2 separate regions of the Homo sapiens genome follow, and region 2 is linked to region 1. The links are chromatin loops, found by intact Hi-C in ENCODE. Cell type or tissue: sigmoid colon. All regions are shown on one strand. Each heading gives the region's core, and the rest is flanking DNA. Links, peaks and the distances in the headings are about the cores only. Region 1 holds the start of PDCL (phosducin like). Region 2 overlaps PTGS1 (prostaglandin-endoperoxide synthase 1).

Region 1 (6,287 bases), core at 408-5,407:
TTTTTAGTAGAGACGGGGTTTCACCATATTGGCCAGGATGGTCTTGATCTCTTGACCTCGTGATCTGCCCACCTCGGCCTCCCAAAGTGCTGGGATTACAGGTGTGAGCCACCATGCCTGGCCCATTCCACATTTCTAACAGGAAAAATGAGTGGTTCTGTTGGATATTATTAGATAGCTAACTCATGTACACATATTCCTGACAGATGCAAGCTACATTCCCAACAAAGACATCACTATATCTATACAACCAGGAGACTGAATATATTAAAAGGTCTGAATTTGAGACCAACGTGGGCAACATAGCAAGACCCCATTTCTACTTTTTTTAAAAAAGGTTGAATATGGCCGGGCGCGGTGGCTCACGCCTGTAATCCCAGCACTTTGGGAGGCCGAGGCGGGTGTATCACGAGGTCAGGAGATCGAGACCATCCTGGCTAACACGGTGAAACCCCGTCTCTACTAAAAAATACAAAAATTAGCCGGGCGTGGTGGCGGGAGCCTGTAACCTGGGAGGCGGAGATTGCAGTGAGCCGAGAATTGCGCCACTGCACTCCAGCCTTGGCAACAGAGTAAGACTCCGTCTTAAATAAATAAATAAATAAATAAACCAGTGTCGGGCAGTTCTTTATAGCAGTATGAACTGCCTGACACTGGGTTATTTATTTACAGCAGTATGAAAACGGACTTATTAATACAGTATTCTTGAATGGGTGTGTGTTTGTGTGTGGTATTTTTTGACTCCTCTGAGGGCCTCAGCAAACAGCCTCTCTGAAAACAGGCAGGTACAGAAATTTGCAGACAATTTCAGGTGGTCCTAGAACCACAAATTAAGATCCCCTACCCCAAATTAAGAGCCCTATTTTAAACAGTGTATCTTTCTAGAATATTTTCTATGATTCAATTTACCCAAAGCTTTCTATGAGCAACTTCACGGTTGTGTATTGGATACTTCAACAAGGGCTCAGAATTTGAAATCATTTTAGGTTTTAAAAAAGTTGCAAAAACAGACGACAAAGTATGCCTGAGGAAAAAGAAAAAAAAGTTGCAAAATATCATAGTATGGCTTTACCCTGGAAGAAGAAAACAAAGTTGCAAAAATAGGATAGTGCTTCCCTAGATTCTTCATCTAATAGAATCTCCAAAAGTTCACATCTTACATAGTATAATTATTAAAACTATTGATACAATACTACTAATATGAATTAATAGGCCTTATTCAAATTTCGTCAGTTGTCCCATTCATGTCCTTTTTATTTTTCTTTTTTGAGACGGAGTCTCAGTCTTGACCCCCAAGCTGGAGTGCAGTGGTGCGATCTCAGCTGTCTGCAACCTCCGCCTCCCGGGTTCAAGCGATTCTCCTGCCTCAGCCTCCGAGTAGCTGGGATTACAAGTGTGCACCACCATGCCCGGCTAATTTTTGTATTTTTAGTAAAGACGGGGTTTCGCCATGTTGGCCAGGCTGGTCTCGAACTCCTGACCTCAGGTGATCTGCCCGCCTCGGCCTCCCAAAGTGCTGGGATTACAGGAGTGAACCACCGCACCCGGCCCCATGTCCTTTTTCTATACCAGGAGCCAATTCCGGATTTCACATTACATTCCTGCTCTGTCACCCAGGCTGGCCTCCAAGTCCTGGGCTGAGCGATCCTCCCGCCTCAGCCTCCTGCGTAGCTGGGACTACAGGCGCGCGCCACCACTCCTGGCTGCCGCTTCTTTAAAATGGTGAAACCCCGTCTCTACTAAAAATAGAAAAAATTAGCCGGGTCTGCTGGCGGACGCCTGTAATCCCAGCTACTCTGGAGGCTGAGGCAGGAGAATCTCTTGAACCCGGGAGGCGGAGGTTGCAGTGAGCCGAGATCGCGTCACTGCACTCCAGCCTGGGCAAGAAGAGCGAAACTCCGTCAAAAAAATATATATATATATTTTAATCTATGCCCTGTACTTGAGGGATTTGTGCTCTCGGGCAAATTACCGAACGTCTCTGAGTCACTTTTCCGTCTAATAGACGTGATGCGATGAAGAACCAATAAAAAACACACTTTGAATGGCTTCGGAAACTTCGAAGGGAAGTGAATACATTTTTCTTTTCTTTCTTTCTTTTTTTTTGAGACAGTCTCGCTCTGTCGCCCAGGCTGGGGTGCAGTGGCGCGATCTCGGCCCACTTCAACTTCTGCCTCCTGGGTTTAAGCGATTCTCCTGCCTCAGCCTCCCGAGTAGCTTGGATTACAGGCGTCGGCCACCAGGCCCGGCTAATTTCTGTATTTTTAGTAGAGACGGGTTTTCAACGTGTTGGCCAGGCTGGTCTTGAACTCATGACCTTAAGTGATCCGCCCGCCTCGGCCTCCTAAAGTGCTGGCATTACAGGCGTGAGCCACCGCGCCCGGCCTGTGAATACATTTTTCTTATTGCTTGACGCTGGGTCATACAATTCACTTTTTTGTTGTGCAGATTAAAACCAAAACAAAGCAATTAGGAGAGCGTTGTTGTCGAGGTGTTTTGTTCCAAGGTAGGACCCGTAGCTTCTCCCCTGCCCCTCAGCTGGGAGTAGCGGCTTCTGATTGGACAATGCGCGTCCGCCACGACGCAGGAAGGCCGCCTCATTGGTCCGCGCTGTCGGGCTTCGGCGGCTTTTCTCTTTAGCGCTCAGGGCGCTGACCCACTGCTCTTCCTCTTAAGAAAGTGCTCCATTCCTTCCGGCGCCCGGAGCTGCTGGCCCAAAGGGATCCGGAGCGAGCTAGGGCAGGTAACTGCATTGGGGTCCACCGGGAAGCGGCAGCAGCTGCGGACTACGGGAGGGAGTGGGGTTGGCGAGCTTGGGTAAAACTGCCCCTTCTTCGCTCTGTCTCGACCCCCAAGTTCTCCGCGTCTTCCTCGTCCCCTTTCCTCCTCTGGCCCCACCTCCCCCGGGCCCTTCCAGCCTTCCCCCAAAAGCTCCACACACCCCTCTGCTTCCCGTCCGGGGGCCCCGCCTCCTCTGCTCGCGTCTCCAGGGGGCCCGCCCTCGTCTCCTCCCCGCAGCGGTCCCTCCTTTAGGAGCGCAACTCCTTCCCTCCCCTCCGCCGCTGCTGTGTCCCCCGCTTGGCCCATTCCTGGGCCTTAAGTTTGGTTTTGTTCCTTCTTGGCACCTCCACCTGTCTCTCCATGATCCCTGTCTCCTTTGCATCTGACTGCTGGAGTCCTCCGATTCTCCCGTTGACCCAGGCTGCGAGTTTAGCAAATTGTGCAGCGGCATTGTGCTGGGCTTTGGGGATAGAGGTAGTGACTAGAGGTCCCTACGTTCAAGAACTCCTTGCCCGGTGGGAGAGAGTCACTTTGTAAATGGAGTATGATAGGCCCGGTGATAAGTCTTTAAGGCAGCCGCATTCCTGCTGAATTCTCAAGCAGGCCTCTGGGGGCTAAGCTGCATCTTTTCATCAGAATGCCCTTGGCTACTTCTGATGCAGAAGCCTGGTCCTTTATATTTTTAGTTTTTATTTTTTTTTGAAACAGAGTCTCGCTCTGTCTCCCAGGCTGGAGTGCAGTGGCGTGATCTTGGCTCACTGCAACCTCCGCCTCCCGGATTCAAGAGATTCTCGTGCCTCAGCCTCCTGAGTAGCTGGGAAAACAGACACCCGCCACCACACCTGGCTAATTTTTGTTTGTTTGTTTGTTTGCTTTTACTAGTAGAGACAAGAGTTTCGCCATGTTAGCCAGGCTGGTCTCGAATACCTGGTCTCAAGTGATCCTCCCTCCTCGGCCTCCCTAAGTGCTGGGATTACCTGCGCGAGCCCGGCCATCATAGTCCTTTAAACCCTTGGGAGTTATTAAAATCTTTGTATGGGCCCTTCTTTTAAACTGTCAGAATAGGTAGCGTTTCAGAGACCATCCATCCAAGCCCTCAGGGTGTTGTCTGGGAAGTTGAAGGCTGGTGACAGAGAGTGATTGCCTAGACAAATAGTGACTCAGCATTGTACTCTTGATGCCTCTTTTTGGGGTTTTTCCTGAGGATACTTAAACAATTTTTCAATTAGGCAGCAGTCTTAGCTGGTGGGAAAACTAAAAGCACAGATAAAACCACTAGTCAGTAGATTCCTCCAAGCCAGTGCAGGTGGCTTGTACACTTAACTCAGACTAGAGTAATTTATACCTCAGGCTCTTGGAGTCAGGAATCCCTGGGGTCTGGTCCCAGCTCCGTCATTCGCTGTTAAGCTTGGTGAAGACTCTTCCTTTATCTGAGCTTCAGTTTTACCTTCTGTTAAAGAGTGTGATAAGCCCTAACACACAGGGTAACGGTAGGGATTTGTTAAGATTTTGGTTATGAAAATAATCACTTTAGTGTCCTGGAAATTGTAGGATCTCAGCACAGGCGAGCCCCCTATGCTTCAGATTCATGTCTGTCTGGCTCAAATCAGCAAAGAACCTGATATGCTTTCTTTTTCCAGACACCATGACCACCCTTGATGATAAGTTGCTGGGGGAGAAACTGCAGTACTACTATAGCAGCAGTGAGGATGAGGACAGTGACCACGAGGACAAGGACCGAGGCAGATGTGCCCCAGCCAGCAGTTCTGTGCCTGCAGAGGCTGAGCTGGCAGGCGAAGGCATCTCAGTTAACACAGGTACTGAGAAACCCTGGGCTCTGGGAACAGGCTTAAAAAATGTACATTAAATACATATTAATTAAATACATATTAATAAATTAATTCTCCTGATCACTTTTAACTCTGGTCCCACTTTCAGAGGTAACCTAGTCTTTTCATTATGTGTGCTTCTAGCCTTTTAGTGCACAATACAAATGTATGTGCATAGCAGCATGGTAATGAACACAGACTGGCCTGGATTTGAATCCTGCATCTCGTATTAACAGTTTGATATCTCATAAATCACAAGTATGAGTATATGGGTAGTGCAAATTCCTAAAAATGGCATATTTACACTTGTACATTTTAATATTGTCAAATTGCTGTCAGTTGAGTTGAGGTGGCAGTAGTTTATAGTTTAATCAGCAATCTGTGTTTCTCCGTACACTTGACCTCCTACTGTGTTATGAAACTCCTTGATCTTTGCTATTGTAGTAATTCATTGTAGGTTTATTTCCGCCCCCACCACCTTTTTTTTGTTTTGTTTTGTTTTTTTGTTTTTTAAGACAAGTTCTCACCTTGTTGCTCAGGCTGGAGTGCCTTGGTGCCATAATGGCTCACTGCAGCCTCAACTTCCTGAGCTCAAATGATCCTTCTGCCTCAGCTTCCATGAGGTTCCTCTCTTAAAAAGCTGGGACCACGTGTAGCTGGGACCACAGGCGCTTGCCACCGTGCCCAGCTAATTTATTTCTTTATTTTTTGTAGAGATGGGGTCTCACTTTGTTGCCCAGGCTGGCCTCACACTGCTGGCCTCAAGCGATCATCTGCCTCAGCGTCCCATAGGCATGAACCAATGCACTGGGCCCATATTTATTTTTAAGAGGGAACCTAAACTTCTTTTCATAATTTTAAGAGAGATTTTTATATCCTTTGCTCATTTAAAAAATTAGGTGTTTTTTTTCTTCTTGGGGAGCTATAAAGGAAATTAATCTGTGATATGAGTGGTAAATATTTCTTTCAGTTTGTTGTTGTCTTTTGACTTTATATTCTTTTGTTCTTTTCCTGGATGAAAAATTTTATTTTTATGTACTTAAAAGTATTTTATAGTTTCTTAATTTTGCATTTTACTTAAAAGGCGTTTCTTCACCCTACTTTATAAAGGGCCTCACTTTGCTGTATAAAAAGGTTCTCCTGGCTGAGCACAGTGGCTCACGCCTGTAATCCTAGCACTTTGGGAGGTTGAGGCGGGTGGACTGCCTGAGCTCAGGAGTTCGAGACCAGCCTGGGCAACACAGTGAAATCCCGTCTCTACTAAAATACAAAAAGTTAGCCAGGTGTGGGGGCATGCGGCTGTAGGCCCAACTACTCGGGAGGCTGAGGAAGGAGAATTGCTTGAACCCCGGAGGCAGAGGTTGCAGTGAGCCAAGATCATGCCACTGTACTCCAGCCTGGGCAACAGAGTGAGACTCTGTCTCCAAAAAAAAAAAAAGATTCTCCTATACTTTTCATTAGTATTTTTGTGATTTCATTTTTTACACTTAAATATTGATTCATGTGGAATTCACTTTGATGCAGGGTGCAGTAGGGCTCCAGTTTAATTTTTTTTTAGATTGCTACTCAGTTGTTTCAGTACTGCTTAGTGAATAAGCCATCTTTATTATCTTGAGATGTCACTTTTATTATGTACTGAATTTCTCTGTTTATGTTGGGTCTTTAGCTGTACTATGT
Region 2 (6,287 bases), core at 457-5,456, 450 kb after region 1:
TCGTGTCCAATTAATATTGTGGAATAATTAAATAAATAAATGCAGACTACAAATGTTCATCTCCTGTTGAGCTCCAAAATCCACCTCCCTGGCTGACATGGGAGGCCACGTCTGCTCCTCCCTGGCTTCTCATACCTGCTGCCTCCTCCCAGCGTATACTGTCGCTCCTGGCACAAGCTTCCCACTCCCGTGGTTGGCCCTCTCAGGACATGACCCAGACCCCCGCCCCAAGCAGTCTTTGCCAGGGAAGACCATGGGAGACCCCTCCCTCTGCCCTACCCCCTGGCCCAGCACTACCTGGTACTTGAGTTTCCCATCCTTAAAGAGCCGCAGTTGATACTGACGCTCCAGATTGTCTCCATAAATGTGGCCGAGGTCTACCTGTGGACAGAGAGGGGTTCCCTCAGGTCACCAGGGTGCCGGCCCACTGTCGATGACATACGCGTGCCAAATTAGGTCCAGAGCAGTCCTGAGCCCCTCCTAGGTACTCACCCCATGGCCCAAGGCCTTGGTGAAGCCAGGACCCATCTTGCCAGAAGTTTTGAAGAACTGGTGGGTGAAGTGTTGTGCAAAGAAGGCAAACATGAGGTTGGTGCCTTGGGGGTCAGGTATGAACTTCCTCCTGAGCAGGAAGCGGCGGGCCAGGAGCTGGGCATCTGGCAACTGCTTCTTCCCTGGTTGGGGGGTAGGAAACAGCAGTAGCTTCTCCTATCTGGATCTTGCTGCCCTGGGGACATCTGGGCTCACCAGGCAAACTGGCCCAAGCAGGAAGCCCAGAGTGGCCTCCTCAGGACCACCTCCCCACCACCACCAAGTAACCCACTCTCTACCAAAAGACCCTAGAAGTATTTATGGGTGAAGTGGCATGATTTTTAGAATTTTAAGTGGCATGATTTTTAGAATTTGATTTAAAATACTTTATAAAAATATGAGAGGGGAGAAATGAAATAAGATGAAGAAACTGTGGGTAAATGTTGAAACTGAAAGATGGGTACATAGTTCATTCTGCTTTTCTCTCAACTTTTGTGTATCTTTGCAATTTTTCCATAATGAAACATTTCACCAAAAAGAAATAAAGAAACAGAAAAAAACAAACATGAACTCCCTTGCCCTGAGTCAAGGTAGCCTGTGTTTGCAACTGACTATGCTATTTGCTAGCTGTGTGAATACAGATAAATCATCTCATCTCTCTGGGTGTCAATTTCTCCATCTTTAAAAAGGGGCAAATGATACCCATTTGATACAGTGAATCTGAGGACTGCGAGAGATAATGTAAGCATGGCAGAGAACCAGTGGGTAGAATTTTTTAAATCATAGGTCAGCAAGCTTTTTCTGGAAAAAGCCAGATAGTAAACATTTTAGGCTTTGCAGACCATACAGACATGTCACATCTATTCAGTTTTTGCTATTGTAGCGGGAAAGCAGTCACAGATGACACATAAACAAATGTGTGTGGCTGTGTTCCAATAAAACTTTATTTACAAAAATGGAGAGGTGGGCCGAATTTGGCCTGCAGGCTGTAGTTTGCCAACCTATTTATTTATTTATTTATTTATTTATTTATTTATTTATTTATTTTTGAGACAGGGTCTCACTCTATTGCCCAGGCCAGAGTGCAGTGCCGCAATTATGGCTCACTACAGCCTCGACCTCCTGGGCTCAATTGATCCACCCACCTTAGCCTCCTGAGTAGCTGGGACTACAGGCACACACAACTTCACCCAGCTAACTTTTGTATTCTTTTGTAGACAAGGTGTCTCACCATGTCATCCAGGTTGGACTTGAACTCCTGAGCTCAAGCAATCCACCCACCCCAACCTCCCAAAGTGCTGGGATTACAGACGTGTGCCACCACACCACCACCTATCAGGCATCATAGACTCTCCCCACCCACTACCCTTATCAGATGCCAAGAGTCCAAAAGGACTAGCAGGCTTGCTTGCTCCCCTTAAAATAGGTGTGTCAACCTATTTTAAATGATGCCAATCTTTCTATGTCTGGCATAAAGACAAGTCATCCTTAGAATAAGTATTGAGAGGCCTTCCTTAATTATGTCAGTGTCAAATGAGTTGTCACCCAATTGCCCTCACAGAAAGGAATAGAATTTTTTGAGTTCTGGTAAAGGCATCTCTTCACAATGCATCAAGATGTGAGCCCTGATGTTGAAGGTTCAAGATCAATGGAAATTACTTGGATTAAGATGGCTGACTGGGTTCCTCTGGCAGGAAAAAATATCAAGTACCCCTAAAGAAAATCCACCAAAAGGGAAGTTAGAGGGAGTGATCTGTCAACCGTAATTTGGAATCATCACTCACTGACACTGGGCAAGCATGATTTCAGCAAAGTTGGCAAGACTCAGCTATCCTGGTAGAATAGTCATGCTTTGGGAAAAGCAGCTAACCATATGATGGAAAACCGTCACAGTAGTGCTCTTGAGACCCAAGCAGGGACATGGTGCAAGGTTTTGAACCCAAAAAAGCACATAACCATGAGGCTGCACAGGACTGGCATTCAACAGTGCCACCATGTGGCAGGAACTGGAGTATAGCAGCAGTGGACTGATGAGCCTCTCTTGTCCTCTCTGTACTTGATGCTGAACTGATGGGTCTGAAATGAATAATATCCCAGGTTTTTGGATAATTACAGGTGGCATGGGAAGGTCTTACAAGGAAGACCCCTGCCAGTGTGGCTAAGTGAAGTCTTGAGTAACGAAAGAAAAAAATGTGGCTTATTTGTACCTTACACTGGTGAAGCATGTAAAACTATTTACATCTGTAAAGACCCAAACACAGAGACAGCACCCAATAAATAGCTCACTATTCTTTCCTACATCTCAACTTCTAAGTCACTTCCACCCCGGCAGGACCCAACTGATCATTAGAAAAGGATCAAGCAAAGAGGCACCCTGGAACTATGGAAACATTGGTCTGACTCTAGGTGACCTCAGGCAAGACCCTCTGCTGCCCTTGCCTGTTCTCAGCCCAGGCTCTGGACATGTCATATGTCTTGCCTTGGTCTAGCCATCTGCAGAATTGGGTCAATAATTGTTCTTCGCCTGATTTTTCCCAAAGAGAAGAACTGAGCACCTCCTGTAATCCCCAGGCCCAGCTCCTCACCCCATTTTACCTTTGGTTCCCATGGGTGTGGGGCAATCTTTAGGCACAGAGGGCAGAATACGAGTGTAATAGCTCACGTTGGAGAAAGACTCCCAGCTGATGTAGTCATGTGCTGAGTTGTAGGTGGGGGGACTGGGGATAAGGTTGGAGCGCACTGCAGAGAGCAAAAATAACGGTGACAAGGGTGTTTCCACCCCCAGCTCCATCCCAGTTCTTGCCTCCTCCTGGGTTGGGGCTTATTTTATCAGGCATCATAGACTCTCCCCACCCACTACCCTTATCAGATGCCAAGAATCCAAAAGGACTAGCAGGCTTGCTTGCTCCCCCAGGTCAGGGGGCCCTGCCCCACACCCACCTGTGAGTACCAGGCGCATGAGCATCTCTCGGATGAAGGTGGCATTGACAAACTCCCAGAACCAGCGCCCGTGAGTGAGCAGGAAGTGGGTGAAAGAGGGGCTGGGCCGCAGTGAATTCCGGAGCCAGGTCCACAGGCCAGCTGCAGGGGCAATGGCAGTCACTCAGTTGGTCCCTCCTACCAGAACCAGAAGTAGCCAGGGTGGAAGATGGGGCACTGAGGACAAGGGCCAGGGTGGAACAGAGTAGCACCTATGGGGAAGTGGGTAAGGATGGAACCTTGGGAGCAATGACACATGACAGAGACAGAACCGGGCGTGAGGACAGGGGCCAGGGCATGTGGTGAAGACTCACCATGGAACTCAGAAGCAGGGAGTGAGGGTGGACCAAGAGCGAGAGCTCATGCTGAAGCCAGGTCAGGGAGAGGGGCAGAACCAGGCAAGGAAGGAGAACAGGGCCATGGTCAGAGAGGAGGGTAGGAAGTTAGGGTCTAGGAGAAAGGGCCCGGGGAGCAGAAGGGCTCAAGACGGAAGGAGTGAGGGCTGAAGGCCCAGCTCACGGATGGTGCAGTTGGGGCCGGAATAGCCCGTGCGGGTGCAGTCACACTGGTAGCGGTCAAGGCCGAAGCGGACACAGATGCCCTGGTGCTGGCATGGATAGTAACAACAGGGATTCACTGTGGGTGAGAAATGGAGGTCAGAGACCATGCTAGGGTGGCCTCCTGACCCCCATCTAGCCCCTGATGGGGGAATGAGGGGCCAGAGGCATGGACTTAAGTCGCAGCTCCGTCCTGAATCACTGGGTGCCAGGGCTTCAGGGTTCCCCCAAGGGGACCCCTGTTCCCACCTCTGTGAACATAAACCACCCATCCTGACATTTCCAGGCCCTGCTCTGGAACTCCAGCCTAGCCCACATCAGGCCCCCAGGGGAAGCGCCCCCTCCCTCCCTATTGCCACCAAACGGCGGCAGGAGAAGATTCCCCGGCTGTGACACTGAAAGTTAAGAAAGAGCTGATAAAACTCCTCAGCCACGGGCTTCTAGAGCGTTCACTTCCTGCCTAGTCAGAGTTCAGTAGCAAGAGCAGGCCGGGGCGGGGGGTGGGGGGGCGGTCAGAAAAGGGACGAGGACGAGGACGGGGACTTCTCCCAGACCACCACCCCATGAACACTAGGAAAACGAGATCCCTCACCATTCCTCCATTTCTGCAGAAGGTAGAGAAGAGCAGGTATCATAATGTCCACATTGCAGATGGGGAAATTGAAGCCAGAAAAAGGGAAAGCCAGACCTATCACCCCACAAGTCTCACCAGACCAAATGCCCATCCCTTCACTTCCACTCCACCCCCACAGCCTCAGCAGCCAAGTCTAAGGAAAGAAGTTTTCCAGAACCCTGGGGACAGAGGGTGGGTGTGCAGGAGGAGGGGGACTCCAAGGTCTCAGCTGCCTCAGCCCCCATTCCTGATGGAATCAGACTTGGCCCACATCAGGGTGGGGTCTGGGCTCTAGGATCCAGAAGAAGGTCACAGACCAAGGGAATAGGAGAGATAGGGCTAGAAAATCTCCTGGGAGGGTGCATGGAGCTCTGGCATCCGCCCTGCTGCCTCCTGGAGAAACTCTATAAGGAAATCCCTCTTGGCATCTAACCCAGATCCCTCAGACCACCACCCCCTTGCTAAATCTGCCTCAGTGATTCTTTAGCAGCAAAGTTACAGACTCCTCAGGTTCAGTAGGATCCACCATCACCCCCACCACCCTGTTCAGTGAAGGAAACTGAGGTTCAGGGACAGGTGATAACTTGGCCAAGGAAACAGAACAGAGCTGGGCAGACCAAAAACTCCTAGCGCCTGGCAGGAGGCTCCATCTCTGACCTTACACAGAAAACGCCGGGCTCCTTTCTGCAAACATACTTCCTTATCTGGGCTCAGAGCCAACGTTACAGGGAATATGGATTCTTTGTGCAACTGGTTATTGCAGGTCAAAAGGGTAGTGAAAGGCCAGAGCAGCTGAGGGTGAAATGCTGTCATCTCAGGGTGCTAGGATCAGAGAGCATGACCCTGGGCAAGACCTGCCCCCTATCCCCTGCCCTGGTCTCAGTCTCCTCACTCCTCACTTCACAGCACAGGGCTTGACCTGGGCAGCAGAGTCCTCTTGGTCCCCACTTCGAAGACGGCAACACCACCTCAAATACACACACACACACACACACACACACACACACACACACACACACAAGCAAGGACCACAAGAATCATGCAAATAGTTTTGCTTAAGCCCTGGCAACTCCCCACAGCCCCACAATGGCCCCAGCAGGGGTGTAGGAGGGAGGGGTCAGGGGAAGAAGGCTGGACAAAAAGGCTTTATCAGGCAGCCACAGGCAAACCTGGCAGGCAGGATCCAGGGAAAGGGCCTGGCAGTACCCCAGCCCCCGCCTCCCCCAGCCACAGGCCCAGAAAGGCCAAGAAGCCTCTGGAGCAGCCCCCGTGCTGGCTCAGAGGTCTGGTTCCCCCAAGAAAGGACTTGTCACCCTGCTAGAACTCTTCTTCTTGCCCCTCCTGCTGGCCTGGCTCTCTCACCTGCCCAGGAGCCCCTGTAGCACCCACTGCCCAGCTCCCAACCCTGGCACACAAGGTCCGCTAGGACTCACGGTCTAGTTCTACCACTCTAAGGGCACAGGGGTTAGGCCTCCCCTAGGCTCAATTTCCCCATCCCTGCCACAGCAGGGATCTCAAAATGAACTCCAGAGGTCCGTGCAGCTCCAACATTCTGCGCCAGCCCCTCCCTTAGCCCCAAACCCTCAGCATCTCCATCCTTCATCCAG

The links. Hi-C counts contacts between places; a loop is a spot of excess contacts. Peaks named below come from ENCODE experiments on the same cell type or tissue, not always from the same donor. Only the 100,000 strongest peaks of a DNase experiment are listed, where the experiment ranks them.
Region 2: it touches region 1 in a loop (2.6-fold over the local background); 6 of 110 quality-filtered maps call a loop at or near these places.

The regions. Positions count from the first base shown.
Region 1 is chr9:122,824,927-122,831,213 of GRCh38, reverse strand. PDCL (phosducin like) reads left to right here and starts at 2,626. Exons shown (of 4, transcript NM_005388.5): 1 at 2,626-2,743; 2 at 4,422-4,598. The coding sequence starts at 4,427. RefSeq lists an enhancer at 2,430-2,724. In sigmoid colon, for the core only: no CTCF peak of the experiment used is centred there; DNase peaks (open chromatin) are centred at 2,563 and 2,963; H3K4me3 peaks cover 2,459 bases; H3K27ac peaks cover 1,413 bases.
Region 2 is chr9:122,375,758-122,382,044 of GRCh38, reverse strand. PTGS1 (prostaglandin-endoperoxide synthase 1) reads right to left here. Exons shown (of 11, transcript NM_000962.4): 3 at 4,030-4,146; 4 at 3,472-3,612; 5 at 3,127-3,270; 6 at 493-674; 7 at 298-381. Among named protein-coding and RNA genes, the nearest start is that of PTGS1, 7.9 kb to the right of the region's middle. RefSeq lists enhancers at 5,812-5,931, 5,376-6,287. In sigmoid colon, for the core only: a CTCF peak has its summit at 2,508 (motif pointing left); a DNase peak (open chromatin) is centred at 5,424; H3K4me3 peaks cover 441 bases.